Linked DNA regions of Homo sapiens: all the other regions are linked to region 1. Evidence: chromatin loops called from intact Hi-C (ENCODE). Cell type or tissue: PC-3. All regions are shown on one strand. Each heading gives the region's core, and the rest is flanking DNA. Links, peaks and the distances in the headings are about the cores only.

Region 1 (7,773 bases), core at 976-5,975:
TTATTATATTGCTTTGTAAGATATATACAGATGTACATATACACATATATGTTATCCAAGTATACATTCTCAGGTGTATTTGCATCAATTTTATATATTCTTATGCTTTGTTTGAATTGCTTTAGATTGAATGGAAATATTTGAATTGGTTGAAAAGGTTTATAATAATCATTTAAATTTGCACTTATTATAATGAATGCTTCAGAGCTTGATAAGGCTTGGCTCTGTTTCCCCACCCAAATCTCATTCAGTAGCTCCCATAATTCCCACATGATGTCGAAGGGACCTGGTGGGAGATGATTGAATCATGGGGGCAGGTCTTTTCCATGCTGTTCTTATGATAGTGAATGGGTCTCATGAGATATGATGGTTTTAAAATTGGGAGTTTCTCTGCACAAGCTCTCTCTTTGCCTGCTCCCATCTCTGTAAGATGTGACTTGCTACTCCTTGTCTTCTGCCATGATTATGAGGCCTCCCAGCCATGTGGAACTATAAGTCCATTAAACCCTTTTTCCTGTATAAATTACCCAGTCTTGGGTATGTCTTTATAGGCAGCATGAAAATGGACTAATACAGAGGTATAGGACTAGTACAAATAGCTGCCTGGTGATTTTAATAGAGTTTAATAATTTTCCAATGGTAAAGTTCTTTTTGGGAAAAGGTGTAGATTACTTTACAACTTCTATTGTCTAGTCATAGAAACACATGTTTGAAATTACTTTGAGAATAATCTGGAAGGTATTTAGAAATCAAATTGTATTAGATAAACCAAGTTGTATTTAAGTCATTTATGAATCAACATGTCAGTATAGAACCTACTGCTTCTTAAGAAACATGAATGAAATTTCCATCTTCTTTTTAACATTTTACATTCTCTAGGCTTTAGTAATGACTAAAGAAAGCAATTGTATATGAATTATGCTTGTGAAAACATTCTTATGCAACCACAGTTCATGGTAGCAACAACCATCTTATACCTGTCCTACTAAACTGCTGTGACATATAGCAGATACTTGGATAAATGGGTAAATTGTGCATCTTTAATAGATTCCAGAAAAGATGCTATCCTACTAAAACACTTTTTCATAAAGACCTGAAATGAGAAACATCACCACATTGTCTTTAACTTCTATTATCATATAAATGCTTGCATATAATTTTAGTTCGAGACACATAAGATGAATTTAATACTATCCAATGCTTTGTGTGGCTTTGCTGCCCCCTTAAGACAAGTAAACATAAATAAAAAGCTAGTAAAAATTTAGTTTCCTGAATTATTTAGACATCTGTTCCTACATGTCTTCAACCTGTGCACACACACATGCACACAGACACAGAGAAACTCAAATGAAGAAATTGATTGACTAGCAATTATTGGACAATTAATCAGTATTTTGCTCGATTCTGCTGCAAAATCAATGAAAATACTACTTTTATTTATTGCTCTGAGAAACCCATGTTGTTCTCTCAAGGCAACTAATATACCAGTATATTTAAGTTTGATAAAGTTTGAAATTGAGTACTTATATTTGTCTAATATAGTTTTATGATCTTTCTTGAGGTATGTCATTGAGGAACATGATAGCATATTTTCATTTTATGCCTTAATTATAAAAATTAAACTAATGCCTTTAATATAAGCTATAAACTTTAGCCATCTGAACAAAAATATATATGCCTCATAAATGTTTTGGTAGCTATTATTTCAGGAGATGAAATAGCACATTTAAGATAATGCATAATACATTCTAAATTAAAAAATCAAAATTATGTTAACTGCTTATAAATTTTGAAAGGGGGCAGGTTACAGTGTGATATTTGCTATTGGATTTACTTATAACAAATATTAGAATAATTCTGGGAAACATTTATAACAAATATTATTAGAATAATTCTAGAAACAATTTACCTTTTAAGCTAGATGTTCTCTACACAGCCTATTAAATTTTAAGAAAATAATATTTTTGTTTTATTTAAAAGAAGTAAAATAATTTAATCAGTAAATAAACATTGAGCAAAGCATTATAATTGAGACTGAGTTACTGTAAGTCATCCCCACCTTTATCAGAAACATGATCGAATTCTGAAGAAATGTGATCTACAATTAATAAGACAAACTGAAATTTTCCAAATTCTACAATATGCTATAGTTATTCTGGTAAAATTAGAAACCAGGTTTGTCTTATTTTTCCTTCAGCTTCAAAAATTTAGCCTATTTTTGATATAAATGGGAATATTCAGTAAAAATGAAACAAAAGACACCATGTTTTTTAAAAAGTTAAACCTTTGTAACTTTTATTTTGGTTGATGTATACATGGAGTAAATATTAATAAATTTGAAAGTCACTCAAAATATGTAGTTCATTATGATAAGTACTAAATTTAATGTTGTATGATGTATGCTTTTTTTAATTGCAACCACAGGATTTAGGCATAAAAGCAATTGCAACTTATGACTGCCAAAACATCTCCTTTGTCATTTCTGCTCTATTATCTAAATAATTCTGTCATGAATGAAAGGAATGTGATTTATATCTATTGCTCAAGCAGAAATATCTTCAGAATAATTTGCTTCATAATTTCTTGCTGAAAATGAATAGAGTGACTTAGAAAGATGTGTGTGTGTTTGTGAGTGTGTGAGTGTGAATGTGTGACTTGAGGAGGTAGTACACTGAGCAGAGCTAGAAAAACAGTAATGTGAAAGTTCTCAGAGTGGAACATGTCGACCGGAAGGAAGGCTCACTCTTCAGAAAGTTTGGCCCCTGCAAGGGGCTAGAAGGCCAGAATAAGCCTGATTCATAATGGTCATAGGGATTGATGGTGGAAGTCAAACTAACTTGAATTATAGTTGTCCTGGATTTTCTGATTTTTAGGTTCAATCCCTGTGGTGAAACCACTATCTCCTTACTGCTGTCATTGCCTCTCTCTTATCATGTGCAGAAGATTAAAAACGACTGTCAGAGCTGGGCATGCCCAATAACCACAGGCAGGCTTTGACTGCAAGCAAAAAGCTATATCTATTCCCCTTTACATCTGCATCAAGTACCAGAGAGCAATCAGATGCATCAGCGGGAAGCCTCACCTCGCTGTGAATAGACTGACCAGTTCAAGCAGGATGATTTCTGCAATGCCGTGCCAGAATGTGCAGGGCAGTCAGTGGGCTTTTCAGCTCTACCACTAAGCTGATACTCCTCAAAATGATCTGTTAGTTCCCTCCGTGGCTGTTTCATTTTCTACACACAAAATTTTAATGACTCAGTTGTGAAATCAATGTATTATTTTGTATGAAAACAGTATTTTTTGACTCACAATTATTTATATGGTTAGTATAATGTTTACTCAGATTTTAATATATGGCAGTCCTTCCATCCTCTGTTTTGTTTTCCATGGTTTCAGTTACTCACCATCAACTGCGGTCTGAAAATATTAAATGGAAAATTCAGGGAATACACAATTCATAGGTTTTAAATTGCACATTGTTCTGAGTAGCGTGATGAAATCTCATGCCCTCCCACTCTGTCCTGTCCAGGACATGAATCATCCCCTTGTTTGGCATATGTCCTCAGAGGATCACCAGGAGCTTAATTCTAAGTCACAATGCCTATGTCATTCACCTCATTCAACTTATGATGTAGGCATTGTATAATTTTATATCATCACAAGAAGGGTGAGTATAATATTTAGAGAGAGAGAGAGAACACATTCCATATAACTTTTGTTATACTGTTATACTTTTTCTATTTTACTACTAATTATTGTTGTTAATCTCACTGTGCCTAATGTATAAATTAAACTTTACCATAGGTATGTATGTAGAGGAAAATATATAGCAGTACCTATAGGGTTCATTATTATCCATGGTTTCAGGTATCCAATGGGGGTTTTGGAATGTATCCCCCATAGATACTAGCTGCATATATGATAAAAAGTTTCTGTCATTGTTTCAGTAGTGAGAAGAAGAAATAGCAAAGAAACTTCTTAAAATGGAAATGTAAAACATATAAGTCAGAGCCAATAGCCTCCAGAATAGAAAATACCTTTCTTTGTCTTGACCACCGTATTGGTCAGACTAAGATAAATTACATTGTGGTAACAAATGACCTCAAAAATTTTAGTGAAATTCAATAGTATATGAATTTGTTTCTTTTATCTCCCTCATGTTATATATCTATCACGGTTCAAATGCTTTTGTATCAAGACCTATGGGACAATCTTATCTCCATTATTGTTGAAGGAATCAAAGATTGTAGAAAAAAATGATGACTCTTCACCACCCTGCCCAGAAGTGGCAAATACTTCTTCCATTCATATTTCACTTGTCTAGCAAGTCACATGGACAAAATTGGTATCACTGGAGTGGGATGAGCATCATCTTCACAGGAAGGGGCATTATAAGTCACAGGGCAAGGTGGCCATGCCTGACATCTACAAGGTGAGAAAATATATTTTTTCCACAGGGAAAGAAGAAACCTTTGAGAATAGTAATATAATTGTTCACAATCATGAAGGTGTCAAGAGAGTCAAGAAATAATTCCTAATTCATGCATATCAGGACAGGATCCTACATGTCAAGGTCGGTTTGGATTTTGAAGGAACACAGGTTAGCTAGATGACTATAAATTCGTGTCACAATTTGAAGCTTAACACAGAAATGTTTGAAGAGAATCAGTTGAATCTGGGTGGCATTTATGTTACCAGGAGCATGCTTGATATGGTAAGTGCCAAAACTCTATTTTAGGAGCCCTAGTATTTAATAGATACATGATTTGTGCCTAAATCTCTCTTTTTCTTTACGGTCTTTAAAAAAGTCCTTTGGTAGTTTAAAATGTCTTCTATGAAAGCAGTTTTGGTGTACTACTGGGGCAGACAGTTAAATGGTGAATTGTGCATCCCAGGCAAACTGCTTGTTAATGGCAGAGAAAACGAATGAAAGGCATCAAGAGAAAATAAATTGCAGAATGACAGAGCTAGTGCCACTTGCTCCACCTACTTTATTTCTGGAAATCCTTCCTGTGTTAAACATAAGAAAATGTAGGTTTGATTTTATTAATAGAGGCAGCCTACCCTTGCACAGCCTCAAGGATTGAAATGGACAGCAGAAGCATGTGGGGATACATAATTTTAAGCATAGCATTTTATAACATATTTGCATTTTTGAAATGGTATTTACAGAAGATTAATGAAAATGTATATATATTTTGGCTTTATAATAATTATTAGAAAATATAGGACTCTCGTAGCATTTTTAACATCTCTGTATTTAAAACAATGACTGACAAGGCATAGGATATTATAATTTAATTGGCCACATTAAAGCAAATTCAAATAGAAAAGCCTATTTTTGTGATCTTGCTTTTTTTTTTTTTTCCAATTAGAAGTAAACTCAGGCTTCTATCACCTCCAGGCTCGAGGTTCTTATGAAATCTGACAATCATTTTCATTTTCATCAGGGCCAAACATTTTCAAGTGCTAGTGCTCAGGGAGTTCCCTCAGCAGAGCTCTGTTCTACCCTCCATATCTTTCAGGTTTTAATCCTCTTTTGATACAGTTGCTGAATGGAATGAAGCTCATAAAAATGAAACCTGGGAAGGTCTGTGTATAACTCACACTGAGGAGTATAATTGAGCTTAGCTTTTCACACTGTTCTAATGATATGTATTCGGTTTTCTTGATGAATAGAAAACTTGGAACTATGAATCCAGGCTATTTTGCCAGAAACATAGATACTTCCCAAACATTCATATCATGATAAATAGTGCATGTGTCTGTATTAGGCATTTGGAAGGACAACTATGTAACTTTTAAAACAAATACATATATTTTATATTTATATATATATTTGTTTATATTTATATTTATATAACAATTATATATTTAACCTTTAAAACAAATGTGTGTGTGTGTATACATATATATTTTATACTTAGCTCTGCACTGATCAAATTTTAGTTTCCAAGTTTTGAATAGGCAAGTTTTGTCAAATGAAATCAAAGGCACTTCACAACAAAAAATAATAAGAATATTAAAATGTAATTTCATATTTGTACTTTTTTCATCTGATTGTAAACTTGTGATTTTATTAAGAAATAAATATCAACAAATGAAAAAGTGTTATAAATATGATTAAAAGTTTGATATGGAAAGGAATATGTTTGCATCAATATTCCTTAACATAAAATGCTAATCAGTGTTGCGTAGAAAATATATTATTGTAAAATTCATTTTTTAAAAATGTGCTCAACAAATATTGCTGAAGAACATCTTATGTAACTATTTTTAATACACATTATATTTTTCAAAAAGAAGATGTACATTGCAGCATTTCCCAAATTCCTCAGGCCTTTTCTTACAAGATTATCTTTGCTACAAAACAATCTTTGGTAAACACTAGTTTGGAAAAATATTATGTTCAACCACATTTCATATCCATTTCTAGTGATGACACTCCAGCTTGGCTTCAGCTCTAGATATTGGAGAGGCAGGGAGTATGTGAGAACCCCTCTGCCTCAGAGAGGACATGGAGTGTTGGAGTTGGGTCAAGGATACTGGGAAGGTCTGGACTTAACCAGGAGTGGTTGGATTGAATATTCTACTTTATTCTAAGGCAGACCAAGTAGTTTCAAACTTTGTCCTCTTAACTGGCATTCTTATTTCTCTAGAAGTAGACCTCAACCTTCAAACCCAGACTAAATTGCTCTAGCTTTTTATTACTTTGAAATGATCTTACAAGAGCTTCAATGTATAGTAATTTCTACTTTCCTTCTATTTCTGCTGCATCCACCAGTGGTCTATACTACTTACTCATTAGAGCTTATTATATGGAAACCTGAGTTAAAATTATTCCATGGTGATTAAGAGGACACATTCTCTGGATTCACAGTTTGACTTAGAATTTTAGTTCCACCACTTATCAGCTACATAGTAGTGAATCCATGACTTAACCTCTCTAGTCCCAGTTTTTTTTTTTCCTTCAAAATGGGTATCAGATTTTCAATAGGAAAAATGAGATAGACAAACAAAATAGCCACAACAGTGCTTTATTAACTGGAAGAAAGAAGCATACAATTATGTGGTATCAAAGAAATTTTATTTTAGTATTAAATTGTTGTATAATCCTCCAATTAATAATTGATATTAAATTACTCCCTCAATAGTATACGGATAATACAGCTCTAAGAATACAGTTTGGCTTCTTATTATATGCAGTGTTCAATTTTGTTCTACTGTTTCAGATAAATGTGAAACAAAGAGAAACAGAAAAAGAAATTAGAAATTCAGCCGATACTATTTGTTGTATATGCATATGTGTGACTAACGGGTGATGAAGGGAATGCATATTAAACATTGGTGTGTAACAATCGTAGGAGAAAAAGTCCTAATTTAATATTTTTTATAAGTTAGAAATTATAGAAATAAGTTTAATAGAAATATAGAAGTTTAATAGAAAATATAGAAATAAGAATAATAGAAATAAGTTTTTCTATTATTATAATTAATACTTTATATGCATAAAATATTATATCTATTTAAAATAAATATCCTGTTTACAGAATATTTAATTTAAATATCCTATGATAGTTTGTATTAATATTTAAAAGATTTTGAAAAAATAAAACAAATGGCATTAAGTTTATTCATTCATTAATTCATGCATTCACTCAATAAAGATTAATGAGTATTCCTCTATACCAGGCACTGTATATATACAAGAAATCCACTGAGAATGAGACATGCAGGGCGCCTACCTTGAAGTCTATTTTTCAGTGGGTTGTT
Region 2 (7,773 bases), core at 1,014-6,013, 540 kb after region 1:
TATAGATTTATATTTAGATTTGACAGATTTAGAGTATGTGGTGTTTAATTTCTAGAGAGGGATGTGCCATGTGATGAATAGGACTGGGAACCTTAAATATGTTCCCGAATCCAACTTGGATGTTGACAAGGCCTGGATTAAGAAATGTATCTTCCTTTAGAGTTTTCCTTTCTCAGGTAAAAAATCATAATAGCTCTCCAGTTTAGAGGTGACTTTAATGCTTTTATTTATTATTTGTTTATTTATTTATTTATTTTTGAGACGGGGTCTTGCTGTGTCTCCCAGGCTGTAGTGCAGTGGGGCAATCATAGCTCACTGCAGTCTTGAACTCCTGGGCTCAAGCAATCCTCCTGCCTCTGCCTCCTGAATAGCTGGGACTACAAGTGTGGCACCACACCTGGATAATGCTTTTAAATTTTTAGAGTGAGTAAATGCTTTTAAGAAAAAATATATCATATGCACACACACATACATACACATAAAATGTGACAAAGAGGTGAATCTATACCTAGGGCTATACATAAAACCAGATGCTGCAGCATGTTTAAAAATTGAACTCTGAAATCACACTGCTTAAGTTCAAATCAGATTTCTAAGCATTACTTTATGGTGACCTTACACAAGTTACCTAACTTTTCTGCAACCTCATTTCCTTATATGAAAAAATTTCCATGTCCCATATAAGTTGTTTTGAAGGTGAAAAATGTTAATATATGTGAAAGCACTTAAAACAGTGCCCAGCTTATAGTCAACACTACATGCAAATTTTAGCTATGATTGTCATTGTACTAATGCACATGGAGCAACTTAGTTACCCCACTAGAATATAAACTTAAGCTATCAGACAATCTAGATAAAAAATATAAATAAAAAATAAAAGCAGTAAGATTGTATGCTTGTCTTCATCCAACGAAATTACTATTACAACTTTAATGTATTACTTCTGCTATACTTATATCTTCTATAAATGTTCTAAAATTTATCAAATTCTATCACTTCATGTGTTCTTTACTGTTTTGCTTCCAACAAACTACCCTCCCCCCTAAAAAAGAAAATAAAATGAATTGCTAGGAAGCTTAATCATCGTTATCTAAATGATTTCTATGTCTGAGTAGGGTTGATAAAATAAGACCAATGTGGCTGGGCACAGTGGCTCACACCTGTAATCCCAGCACTTTGGGAGGCTGAGGCGGCTGGATCACGAGGTCAAGAGATCAAGACCATCCTGGCCAACATGGTGAAACTCCATCTCTACTAAAAAAATAAAAAAATTAGCTGGGCATGGTGGTGCACACCTGTAGTCCCAGCTACTTGGGAGGCTGAGGCAGGAGAATCTCTTGAACCCAGGAGGTGGAGGTGAGCCGAGATAGCACCACTGCACTACAGCCTGTCAACAGAGCGAGACTCTGTCACACACACACAAAAAAGACCAATGTCATTAAGCCATCTCATGCTTAGAACTACATGCTTAGTTCAACAAAATTAGAACTACAGGAGCTAGAGTAAATACATCTGCTTTATTTTTGAAGAAGTATTATTAAATGTATACAAAGTCTTATGGAGAAGGAGCCTTGTTGGGAGTGTAAACCTGAGCTATATGATTTGGAGGATAAATATAAATGTAAATTCTGTTATTCAAGTAGAAACATGGGTATCAGGATGTGATTTACCCTTAGATATTATGTTACTAAACAAGTATCAATTTTTAAAGCTAAAAACCCAAACCCATAAAAAGCATAAACATTTCCAATTTTTCCTGCAGCAGAGTATCTTTCAGAGTTTTGCTTTATATACTAGTCATAGTGGTATACATATATTTACTGGTTTATTAGGACATCTCTGGTCAGGTCTTCCTAGTATGCTTATACTGGGAATTTTATATTATTATTATTACTTGCAACCAATCCCTACATCTGCAAGCATGGAGTTGTAAGACCAATACCTTTTCCTGAACAAGTTAAAAAATACAAAACTTGTTTCAGGGCTTGGCAACTATCTTGGCATTTAGCTTTCAATTCAAATGTGATTTTTATGTTAACATATATATTGGAATTGAAATGTTCAGTATTTAGTTGATTTTAAAAGTCAGAAATTTACTAACCCATTTACTACTTATCCAATTATATAAAACATGCCTTTTTTTTTTTTTTTTTTTTTTAATTCTGAGTCTCTCTCTGTCGCCCAGGCTGGAGTGCAGTGGCACGATCTCGGCTCACTGCAAGCTCCGCCTCCGGGGTTCACGCCATCCTCCTGCCTCAGCCTCCTGAGTAGCTGGGACTACAGGCACATGCCACCACGCCCAGCTAATTTTTTTTGTATTTTTAGTAGAAAAGGGGTTTCAGCGTGTTAGCCAGGATGGTCTCGATCTCCCGACCTCGTGATCTGCACGCCTTGGCCTCCTGAAGTGCTGAGATTACAGATGTGAGCCACCGCGCCCGGCCTGAAGTTTTAGTTCAATATCTTTCTGAGATTTGAAATAAAAATATATTATTTACCAAAATAATCTCAAATATGTTACTATTTTAGAAAATATCTCATTATAAGTACCTGTTAAAGTTGTAATTTTTTAGGCAACAAAATTCATTCAAATAAGACTCAAAATTTTAATATTATCATAGAAAAGAGAGACTATTTCCAAAATCTTGGACAAAGAACAATTCCCTCTATCAGAGAACATTATCTTCATCTATTTTACTCTACTAAACAGCTTGGTGGAAAGAGATGAGAGTGAAGAGTGGCCATAAAAAAGAGATACTCTTTCAGCCAGCTAGTAAGTTAAAATCGTGTATTTATTTGAGCACCAAAGTGAAGCCATATTGCCCTGCTATCTGACCTAACTTTGAATATATACATAGAACATGTATTTTAACTAATAGAAAATCCAGATGGGTCAGCAGTTAGAAGGCTGGGCAAACACTCAAAAGGTAGCAGGGACCTAGTTGTCAAAATCAAGTTGATAAGTAAAATTCTAGTAATTTGAAGGTAAAAGGAGAAGGGAGAAGGGAGACTGCCAAGAATCCAGCCCTTCATGGGCACTGCATGAGGTCCAAGACAGAAATGCAGGCATGTAGGAAAATAAAATTCAGATAAGGACTGGAAAAATATCTTCCAAGATGATTTAATGGTAAGTCTCAAAAATTAGACCTCTTTAAATACCTGCTACCCAAGGTAAGGAATAGACTGTAGATAGCAACGAAGCTACAGCTATGGGTGAAGGTCAAATGGCGCCAATTTGAGAAAAACTTCAATGTCTTTTGACATCCTGGAATGGAAAGCTTGCTTGGCAGAATACTACTCAATGGAAAGAATACTAGCAGCATCTAGTGGCTGGCCTCTGTAAGTGCCCCTGGGCCTAGGTCCTAAGGTAGAAAAAGTGAGATCGTAAACATGGTGAGCTATTGATAGACTTTAATGTATTTCTTATTTCTAGGAGAATGACAGTAGAAGTAAGGGCAATTGTCTACACTACCACTTTCAAAGTATCATGGGAAACATAAAGAAGCATAAGGTATTCAAATAGTTTAACAGAACTCTGTTCCTGCTATAATTTACTCTGTTAGACCAAATCAGCAAAGTATGGCTGAGCATACTTACCTTTTCATATTTTTTATCAATCTACATATAGCATTAAAGTAATAAATAATTAATTTAGAAAGAATAACCTATGACATAATTCCTGTGCTCAAACTACATATGGTTATAGAGCCTGCTTGGATTCTACTTCCAGATCTACAACTGGTATTTTTCACTTACTTATTGCTGAAGTAGTCTCCATATTGTAATATTACATGGAAGAAGGATTTTCTTACTGTTTGGTATTTACCGTTTTAAATTATTTACGCTTAGTGATCAATATATGATTTTGATCAAAATCAAATGGTGATCAACATGATTTATCCTAAATGTTCTGAGAATCATTAAGACAAATTATTTGGTAGAAGTATTCTATTGAAGAAACAACTCTATGACAATTTTGCCAAATATCTGGGCATGATAGGGCATCAGTGTAGTTTTTCAAAGGAATGCACATTTAACAAAATATCAAAAGGATCTTAAGTGGATGGAAGAATCTTCTAACAAAGGAGTGTTAGATAGCTGAAAAAAATCAGTTAATTAAGCTCCCCTTTAAAGATAGAAAAGAAATAGAAATTACTTGAATTTTCATTTACTTGGCTGTTTTTAAAATATTAACAAGTCAGTTAAATCTCACCTCTAACTGCTATATTAGAATTTAGCTTTGATAAATAAGGATCATTCTTTTTCTGAATGCAGCAGAGTTGCAAGTTTCTTGTTAAAGCCTTTTAGAAGGTAGTTTTTTTTTTTTAATTCACAGCTCACTTCTCTTCTTTTCTTAATTAGTAGCTTGAATGTGATTTTCCCTTTTTAAAATTGAGCAGGCTGTGTTGCTAAATGGTGTTTTTGACATTCCTGCACTGGGGACAGATTCAAAACAGAGGCAGAAGACAATAGAGATTGACTACATACTTCATGGACCCAAATCGAGGCAAATGCTGGTAATTACAGGAATTCAGCAACACTTTGTTTGCTGGCATCTGTACTTGGAAAAGCAATGAAATAATCATGGACAAATATGATGTGAAATGTGTTTATGGAGCAGCATGTTTTATTAACACTGAGCACTGCGGAGAGATAAGCACCACTTGCTAATTTTAAAATTTCTATGAACTGTGGCAATTAAGCCTAATAATTATTTAAAGACTATAATAAAGATGAGACCATTTTGAACTGCGTTTAGAGAAAAGAAAAAGTGCTCAAGTTCAGTTTGTATGATACATCACCTATGCAATTTTTCCTATCTGTTATGATTTGAAATGGGAAACATTTCCTGACACATTCCCCTGAAATTTAAGGATTTATCAGTTTTCATTTTGCTGCTTTGTTAATTTTTTCTTGTTTTTGTTGTTGTTGTAACTATTTACTGGGAGTCTTTTGTACCTAGATGTTAATTTTATAGAGTGTTTCCAAACATTCTGGGGGCCATCAGAAAACAATAGGTCTAATTGAATAAAGCATTAAATATATTAACTTTTTCTTTCAGAATAGCAATTTTTCCACTTACAGATTATAATAAATAACAACAGGAAAGGCAGTGATTTTTCTGAGTCCTTTAGTGGCAAACTATTTCCAAAGTTTCAAAGAGACTTGTTAGAGCCCTGGGCAGAGTACAACACTGTCTTTCACTGTGTTAGCCCAGTGATAACAAAAACAGACTGGACATCAAAGCAACCAGAACGAACGCTGCAGGATTTAAAACACAAACAGACAGGAAATTGAATTACTGATCATTAATATTTATTTTAAAGAAAAGTTTAATATATTTCGCTTAATTTCCTGTGGAGAAAACAAAACATTTTATTCTCTCTTTTTGCCCCTCCATATTCTTATGCTATCCTTTGCAATTCGTTGTCATTTCTTGAGTTATTTTAAAAGATAAACTTGCACATTTTACTTTGCAGCATAATAAAATTAACGAATAGCTATGTTCTGAGTATAAACAAGGGAATGCCAAGGTTCATTCATCTCTCTTCTTCCCTCACAAAATAAGTTTATTATGGCATTTATACTGAAAGAAAATCATTTCTTTGGCACAGAAAAGGGATGCTGCCAATAATTACTTCTGAATCAGATTTCTGTCAATAGAAATGGAATATGATTGCCCCACCATCACCCCATAACAACAACAACAACAACAAAACCAGATGAGTTGATTAGCAACCCTGTGTCTATTGATTACATTCTTCTTGAACTGTCAGCAAGATCATTCCAAAATGTTGGTACGTATTCCCTAGTTGCAAAAGCAAATTCTGTAAAAAGGAACACGGAAAAACGGATTGTGTCAGTAGCGTATTTTCAATGCCTCTCTTTTTTATTTGCACTCACATAGCTGAAGAGGAACAGAGCTGGCTTTGGGCAGAAAGATGAAGTAGGAAATTTACACCCAGCTTTTTTCTGTGGTCTCTAATCTTCCTGAGTTGTGAATTTATCCCACTTCCAAACCTCCAATCCCTCACTGCCCCCACCCTCAACACATATACTTCAAACTCTCCTCTTTGTTTTAAAGTTAAAGGCTTAGAGCAATTTTTGACTCCCAACACAAATGATTCTAAGTCAAAAACTGATTTTTCCTGAGACGTGCATTTTAATTCAAATTTCTGTTTGTGGAATATAAAAATCATGTCCGGTTAGAGACAGGGAAAGGTGAAGTTATTGTTCAAAGACAAAAAGGTAAAGCTCAAAGTGGGAATAGGTTAGATTTCTGGGATGAAGTTCAGGCAGGTCTTTTTGTTTTGCCAAAAAAAATTTTACCAGCCACCTCTCAGACTGATTCTGAAGGCAAGCTTAATTCAGTTGTATCAGAGAAATGGGGAAAAAAAAAACAAAAACAAAAACAAAAAAAGTGTGCAGTACATGTGGGAAACCCACACACTTAATCTCATGTTGTCGCAAATTCAATGGGGCTCGTCCCATTAGAAAAGAAAAAAAAAGAATAAAAGAAGGAGGAAGGAAGAAAGCAAAGAAAGAAAGGCAGGGGGAAATTACTCCTCACCAGGAGCTATGAGGCTATGAAAGAAACATGAAGCATAATATGTTTCTTCCAACTCTAATAGACCCTAATTCCTGAGTCTTACTCAGAAATTAGTTCTGAAGTCTGTTAACATGCAGAAAATCATGTAGAATCCACATTACATTGGATATGTCATAAAATTATTATGTCAATAATTTTGCTCAATTACATATGTTTTCAGTAAATTCAACACTAACCCTTCGTGGTCGTTTTTTCCCCTACAGTTTTCAAGTCAAGTTACTGTCTCTTAGTTGAGTACTGATGAAGTTTAAGAGTTATGTTGTATGGAAAATATTTGCTTTGATCCTTCTCAGTGTTGCGATGTGCCCACACTGTAAGAGGAATGAGGCAACTGAACTAGAGAGAAAGTAGACTCATAGCTCACATTGTGCTGTGCACAATATTACTGAGTGAAGTAGCTGGCAAAATTGCTTACATTTATAGCCATGGAATCTGGAAGCTGCCCTCCTAGAAAACTGGCTTATCAGCCCTGATCTAGCATGGTGATTTAACTATTCCTCCAACAGAAGCCACCCACAGGTTCTTGACTCAGAACTCTCTTTAAGGCAGTTCTAAACCTTAGTCATCCAAGGCTTTTAACGACCAAGACTTTATCTATTTATTTGTTTATTTTATTTTTTGGAGACTGAGTTTTGCTCTTGTTGCCCATGCTGGAGTGCAGTGGTGCAATCTTGACTCACTGCAACCTCCGCCTCCAGGGTTAAAGCAATTCTCATGCTTCAGCCTCCTGAGTAGCTGGGATTACAGGTGCCTGCCACCATGCCCAGCTAATTTTTTTTTTTTTTTGTATTTTTAGTAGAGATGGGGTTTTGCCAAGTTTGGCCAGGCTGGTCTTGAACTCCTGACCTTAGGTAACCCACCCACCTTGGCCTCCCAAAGTACTTGGATTACAGACATGAGCCACTGTGCTGGGCTCCAAGACTTTAATATAAGCTTAGAAACGACTGAAAACTGAATTCAGTCCTCAAGATGAGTAGGCTCAAAGTATTAGGCAACTTAATAATTCATAACAGTTCCAAAAATAGTATTAGTATGGGTTTGAAGAAATTATAAATAATATATTATTAGATGTTGTTATTTATAAATAAATATTCAATCTTTTAAAACCTGAGGATTCTTAGGAATTGCATATGCTGTAAAATTGCCCAAAATTTTATTCTGAACTT
Region 3 (7,773 bases), core at 1,014-6,013, 760 kb after region 1:
AACTTATACATATATCCATAAAGCAACAACTTTTGTTTCAAAATAAAACTACTGATATTAAGTCCACAAAAAAGCATTAACCAACAGTGCAATAAATCTCATATAACTGGATAACATTATAGGAGATGTTATCCATTGAGGACATGGAAAATACAATATCTCCAAGCTGAAATAAGATAATATATAGGATGACGCTCCAAGTATTTAAAGTTTCTATCAATTCCCAAATTACAAAAGAAATTTAAAAATAAAATTTTGAGTGTCCACTTTGAAATATAATTATCTCTAACAGAAGACAATATAGAACCTACCAACATCTCCAATCCCTGCAAGGTAGCCATTTGTAGGGGTTGCTTATGCGTAATTCAATCAATGTGTCAGATGAAATGACAGCAAATATATACTTAAAAACATTAAGGTTATTAACAGCTCCAAAAATATTCTTTGTCTACAATTATATTTTTAAAAAATCTAAACTCCTAAAATTCATCTCTCTTATAATGCAGCCATGTACACTGTCTAAAATCCCGTTTATATTTCATAAACCCTGGAAAATGTGATATAAAGTTGCCAAGTGAATACTACCAGTACTTCATCTTGTATGGATTCTTTTACAATAATGATTATTGACAACTGAAATCTACTGTGTAAGTGTGAGTAAATTTAAAATATAAAACAATATGCTTTGTTAATGAGAATAGCAAATAACTCCTGTTAAAATGTATCCTGAGCTACAAAAGTTTGGGGGAATAAAACTTAGATAATTACTAATTTTCAATAATTTGGAGTTTCAAAGCATTCAAATGTATATTCAAAGACATTAAATATTAAATCCACTAGCACCAACAACCATTTAGGAAACTAGTCATGAGGGTTGTTTGAAAGCCGAGTAACCCAGGAGTCCCAAGCTATTGAGCATAAATTTCCAGGCCCTTCAAAATCCGCCATGCAACACTACTTTTAACTTCTTCCGCACTATAACCTTCTCATATCTCAATGATTATGCATTTAGCTCCCATTATCAGAAATAATTCCCTCCTTACCATAGTACATCATTAGGTACTGCGATTTATCACATGATAATGTAAACTGTTTGAATGGCATTCTTTCCCAATAGACCACCCTTATGAATTTCTTGAAGGCAGGAACTGAGTTTATTCATTTTTATATCTCTAGCACGTGACAACTGGTAGGTGGCAAAGCAACATGTTGCTTTCGCAGCCAAAAGATCATGATGGAGATTCATGTTTTAGTCCTAGTTTCAATAGCTTGACTTTCTAGTTTCTCATATGTAGACGTGGAATAAAACAATCTGCAGGATTGTTGTGAAATTGGAAGATATTTATGAAGTGACTAACCCAATGTCTGCTATATATAAGGCACTATTACATGTGCTCAATAAATGTTGGTTGAATTGATTTTTTACAATAGCTCTTTCTATTTATATATTAGCTCAAAATCTTTTCAGAATTCTCAGAATTCAAATCACCATCTTGTTCTTGTTCACTCATTCTCATATACCATAATTTAAACATTGCCCTCACTGTAAGAATAAAGAATGTTACTGTGTATTCAGGCAATTTAGGCATTTGAGGGAAGTATGTTCAATGCTTCCCAGAATTAAAATAGTTTAAAATATCCTCAGAAAGGGGAACTAAAGTTCAGGGCATTCAGCTTTATTTTCTCTTCCATTTCTCACTAAAAGGGAAAAAAATGCTTCAATATTTATAAGACTAAGAATAATGGATGTGCATAATTTTGCCTTAACATACATTTCTGCCTTTTAAAACCAGTTTAAACTCAGTGAAAAGCCAAGAACATAGACTTAATTATGCAGAAAAAGGATGCTTTAACTGCAGTGCACATTCAATAGACAAAATCCAAAGAAAGCAGTCCTGCCTCAAACGTTTACAAATCAATTCATTATATTGATTTGGAATGAGTTGTGCTGTAATTTAAAACATAGATTACCACAGGCCAAACTAAAGTTCTCTTTCTAAGGCACTGTCACTTGGCTGCACACATGACCTGAGAATTTTCAAGAAACAGTGATTTGCCTAACCTTATAAAAAGCTATTGTATGTAAATAATAGGTTTTAATGGAGTAATAATTAAAATGTAATCAAAGTTAAATTTCAATAGTATGCCAAAAATTGTGTGTTTCAGTTAACTAATAACTTCAATAAATCATTGATATCTTATTGAGAACAGGCAGTGTGCTTCTATTTCAAAATGATTTATTCCACATATAATGCATAGAATGTTTCCATTTCATTTCCTAATTTTAATGTAATCCTTGAAGAAAATTTTAAGATTCCATTCTGTCTTGTTTGTTTTTCGTGGGAAAGGCTGCTCCTTGGGGAATCGGTAATTATGCCTCAGAGTTCTATTGTCCTCCTCACACCTTTTGATGACTTGCTGTTTTATCTTAATATAACTTAAACATTTTATCATTTTTTTTTCACTGGTCAGTCTTAAAAGGTAGGAATAATAATAGCTGCTGCTACATAGTTCTCAAAAGCACTGAAACTATAGTTCAGGAAGACTCATTGAATTTTAATTACACATCTAGGAAATGGGGGTATGAGGCCAACCAGTTAATTAGAGAAATGGCTAAAATGCATGCTTCTTGGGGAGGACAGAATTTTTATCAGTAATTTTCTTCATAGTAAAATACAGAACCTAGTGAATGCAGGAGTCCTGAGAGTATAAGTAAATAAAATAATAATTTGCAACTGAGTTGTTCCTGAGACAGCCTGAGAATCAAGAGAGAATGTAACAGGATCTTTCTATACCATTAAGTCTCCTTCACTGAAATCCTTCCTGGGCCTCAGTTTCTCCATTGGAGCAATGATCTCATTAAACTACATAAGCTTTCAATTCTATGCTAACTTTAAGTGTTCTGAGTTCTTAATGTTAAATAATCATATTAGTAAAAGAAATCAACTACTCTGCTATTATCTGATATCTAGATGATATATGAACCTATAAATATACAAATATTTAAATAAGCCATATGTAAGTTATTGAAACACATGTACAGAAGAACTATTAAAATCCAAGAACATAAAACAGTTGTTGATATGACTTCCTAAAAAGTCTTTATTGTTTCTGGTAAAATGACACAAAAGTTGTGAAAAATCAAATACCTCAATGAAAACAAAAATTCCTTGCTTGTCCAGTTTCCTTTTCTATGAAATGAAAGAAGAGAATTGCAACAAATTACGGTCTCTGAAACAAATTATAACTAAAGAGCATTTTTGAAATTATTTCCATAAATGTCAAGAGCAATTTAAGCTTTCTAAAATTTGTTACCCTGGTGAATCAGAGTAGTTTTGCTTTATAAGAGCTTTCTTAAAGTTTGCCACAAAATTTCAAAATACATAACTACCTTTTCATCAATAGAAATAAATGTTGCTGTGACATTTTTCCAGCAAATTTTAACAGGATTCAAACTACCTTATCTTTCTAATTTTAAGTATTCACATTTTTTTTTCTGGTTATGGAATAAACCAGAAACAAGGATAAAACAAACCTATTTTTCTCAGTTATTTGATCTCACAATGATAACAAAATTCAGTCTCTAAACTAGTATTTCTAAATACATTTATCCATAATTTTCAACTGATTTCAAAAATAATTCTCAAAATAAATTGGAGATAAGCATAGGTATTTAAGGACTCCTTACTAATTGTATTGCTCCTGTGGTACTACTGAAAGACATCACTTTCTGAGCTGATTACGTACCAAAAGCACAAAGTTTGCTAGCACTGCCACCTGCTGTTGACTCTAAATCATTTTCCAGCATGTATAAAATAAATGGAATAGCTCCGGCAAAGTGGTCAAGAAAATAAGCATCCACACAAAATTTAAAGACATTTTTGTGTGCAAACCAATGACAACAGGCAAAGTTATACCTATGCTGTAATACATCTCTTCTCATAAGAGAGGGGCTTAATAGGTGACTGAAAAGGCCCCTGAGCCATTTTGGTTATTCACATTAGATTGAGATATATTTTTTACAAGAGCATTTTCCATGTGACAAAAAAGCAGGAGATGCAGTACAAAATAAAGTGAAGGCAATAAAGTTCTTCCAGAGGGAATTAACTGGTCTTCTTTTAGTTGAGTAAACCATGTTCAATGTATGTAGGGAGATAGAAGTATACATGTAGGAAGATATAAGCAAATGTGGCAAAAATTGGTGAATCCAGTTGAAGGATATATGGGAAATCACTGTTTTAGCCCTTCTACCTTTCTTAGGTTTACAAACTTTCTAAATAAAAAGATGGAGAAAAAAGTATAATGTTCTGATATATTAAATCCGCTTTACCAGTGCAGCTAAACTTCATGGAATTTAAAAGAACATTGAAATTATATTAGACAAGCTTAATGCACAATTTAATGTTTGAGAAAAATTGAAATACTTTTTTTAAAGAATTGTGAGGATTTCTTTCTTTTTCTCCCTTATTCTAGAGAAACAGTTGCCTTGGGTCTTACGGGAGATGGCTAGTTGTGTAGTTGGAGCATTGACCTAACACTGCCTCTGGGTTAAGGAAAGAACAAAGTGTATAAAAGAACATGACTATATCCAATAGCTGTTTCTTTTACAGTTTAACGGCTTCAGAACTCCCTGTTCATTAACTTTAAAGCTTTATCAGTGTGCTTATCAGATTTCCCTATCAACAGTAAGAAAAAAAAAATAACTGAAAACTTCTTTGAAACATATTCATGAAAATAATTATTTTTTAAAAAATTCTAAAGTTTCTTATTTTAATAAGAAATTTAACCTTTGAATAATAGACAGCTTTTGGATTGTCTGTCCAATCTTCTTTCTACAAATTTCTCCTCCTACCTCCCCTAATCCATAGAGATTAAAATTCTGTGATTTAAATTACATAGTGGGTCACTTACAGCCTACCAGCTGGTGCTTCTGTCTTTTGGGAAATCAGAATTGGGATTCAGAAAGGATGGTCGAGTCTTTGATGTTTTCTAAAGTTGAGACAGGTAAACTCAGGGGCTATGGTGCTGTCACTGAGTACCAAATGAATGAAAAAGCAGGGAAAAATGACCATTTGAAAAGAGCAAAGAAGGAAACACACACATAGAAATAAGGAAAGAAGAAAATCCAGAAAGAGACAGAGAGTAATAGTAATGCCTGACAACTTTCTAGTTCCACATGAACACAGCAGTACTTCTACCCGTAGGTTCTACAACATTCCCCTGTATCCATATAAACCCTTCTCCATTGTAATACACTAGATTGCTGTGGGATGTTATTTCTTGAAGCCAAAAATCTTGACTCCAATAAGATGTTAACATTACAAAAATACAGGGAAAATTTTGATACAAAAAAAATTAGAATCCCAGCCAACAATAAAAAAAGCTGAAAAATGTAGCTATTACCCATGAGATACAATTTTAGATATAAGTGTGCATGCACGTGCACACATGCACACACACACACACACACACACACACACAAAACTGAAATATTTATCTTAAGCAGGGTCCATGCCTAGGAATTATAATGGTGTTTGTAGTAGATTGTGATATTATTTCAAAATATTAACTGCTTCTCATGACTTGCTTTGGTCAGTCCAAAATAAGCCCAAGTGACTTGTGGCATTGCCAAGCAGGAACCTTAATGCCACCTTGGCTTTCCTTTCCCTAGACCATACAAGAAAGAACAACAATGTAAGGTTGTGTTACAATAATGTGAGACTGTGTTACATGTCAATCTGCAATAGACATATAACATGAAATCAATCTATTTTGTTGTCACTGAAATTTAGAGGTCGATTGTCACTGCAGTATAACCTGGTAAAAACTGGTACATGTCTAAAATATTCTCATTATTAAAATGCTAATGGGTAAGAAAGTAAATATTTCATTTTGAAGTCCATTTGTTATTGCTAATAAGCTTATATTTTAAATAAGCTCTTTTAATTTTCAAGGTATCCTGCTGTTAATGATTTTAGGGGTCTTTACACAAATTAATTACCAAATGATATATTTATCACTTCCTCCACGTTTTTAAGAATTGCCAATACAGTTATCAAAAATACATATTTCTTCTTAAAACATATTTCAAAAACATTCTAATTTTAGTATATAGACTATATCTACTAATTTTAGTATATAGACTATATCTACTAATTTTAGTATATAGACTATATCTACTAATTTTAGTATATAGACTATATCTACTAATTTTAGTAGATAGACTATATCTACTAATTTTAGTAGATAGACTATATCTACTAATTTTAGTAGATAGACTATATCTACTAATTTTAGTAGATAGACTATATCTACTAATTTTAGTAGATAGACTATATCTACTAATTTTAGTATATAGACTATATCTACTAATTTTAGTAGATAGACTATACTAATTTTAGTAGATAGACTATACATACTAATTTTTGTATATAGACTATACTAAGTTCTAATTTTCCAATTTTAGTATATAGACTGTACTAAAAACTGAATGTTATAAAACTTATTAAAACATATCAATTGAGAAAAAGGTCTTGACACATTTTATATGGTCCTTACTTATTATGAAAACAACCTGATGCCAAGGATTCTGAGTCTTTCAAATAGTATAAACTAAAGCAATTGTTAATACTTATCCTACTTTCTTTGTTATTTTATAACACCAGTGACTTTAAGTTCTTATACAATCTAGATATTAACTCTACTTTTGTGTAAGTACCTTTTTCTTAAGACAATGTCATTTTTAATAGAGTTTTGGTAACTAGAAATAGTTAATAAATAAATATAAATTAGACATGAGGCCAATTCTATACATCCTGCCACTATGATTAACTGTGTGACCTCAGGTAAGGCATTTTACTTCTCTAAGCCAGTGAGCCTTCATCAGAAAAATGAAGATAATTAACTGTACCTACTGCATAATGAAGGAACCAGATAACACAATGTATGTTGTAATCTCTTAAATGTATTATAATTATTATTACTTACAACTGTATTAACCCTACAAGATACCTTGAGATGACCAGAATTTATATATCAAAGGTCAAAATCCAATGCTATATAATGTATTGCTATAACTCCTTATCTAAAAGAAGGGCCACATGATCACAACAGAGGCAGCAGTGATGGTTGCATACAATTTCTACAAACTTTAGTATGTACTTTAAACTGTTCAAGTGCCAAGTCATTTTGGAGACTAGGAGACTATCTCTACTTCTTTACTAACCCCACCATTACAACCACAATAAACCATGTTAATGAGAGAATTTATTCACGCAATTCACTTTTTAATTCTAGGTGCTCACTGAATAAACACTATCCCATCTCTTTTTTCTCTCTTTTTTTTTTTTTTTTTTGAGATGGACTCTCACTCTGTCACCCAGGCTGGAGTGCAGTGGGGCGATCTCCGCTCACTTCAACCTCTGCCTCCCAGGTTCAAGTGATTCTCCTGCCTCAGCCTTCCAAGTAGCTGGGATTACAAGCGCGTGCCACCACACCCAGCTAACTTTTTTTTGTAACACTCTCCCATTTCAACAACAAAAATACATTAATGTCCATAACAATAAAGAGATTAGAAAATAACTCCAGTGTTGTTTAAATTACATATGGTAATAAGCTTTTTGCATGTGTTTACTTATTTAATCTTCATAACAATTCTATGAGAAAGTTATTAATTATTCTATTATTCTGATTTTAAAAACAGAAACTGAGGGACAGATTAAGTGCCCCTAAACAACAACTTATAAGTAGCAAGGCCAGGTTTTGAACCTAGGC

Evidence for each region. Hi-C counts contacts between places; a loop is a spot of excess contacts. Peaks named below come from ENCODE experiments on the same cell type or tissue, not always from the same donor. Only the 100,000 strongest peaks of a DNase experiment are listed, where the experiment ranks them.
Region 2: it touches region 1 in a loop (9-fold over the local background); 2 of 110 quality-filtered maps call a loop at or near these places.
Region 3: a loop joins it to region 1, with 13 times the contacts of the local background. A loop is called at or near these places in 2 of 110 quality-filtered maps.

Annotation. Positions count from the first base shown.
Region 1 is chr5:104,340,742-104,348,514 of GRCh38, reverse strand. No RefSeq gene overlaps it. Among named protein-coding and RNA genes, the nearest start is that of NIHCOLE, 260 kb to the right of the region's middle. In PC-3, for the core only: a CTCF peak has its summit at 1,220; a DNase peak (open chromatin) is centred at 3,494; H3K4me3 peaks cover 916 bases; H3K27ac peaks cover 2,321 bases.
Region 2 is chr5:103,804,212-103,811,984 of GRCh38, reverse strand. All of the region lies in intron 2 of LOC105379107 (a long non-coding RNA gene), which reads right to left. Among named protein-coding and RNA genes, the nearest start is that of NUDT12, 250 kb to the right of the region's middle. In PC-3, for the core only: a CTCF peak has its summit at 3,329 (motif pointing left); a DNase peak (open chromatin) is centred at 3,314.
Region 3 is chr5:103,578,557-103,586,329 of GRCh38, reverse strand. No RefSeq gene overlaps it. Among named protein-coding and RNA genes, the nearest start is that of NUDT12, 20 kb to the right of the region's middle. In PC-3, for the core only: CTCF peaks have their summits at 3,582 and 3,786 (motif pointing left); a DNase peak (open chromatin) is centred at 3,759.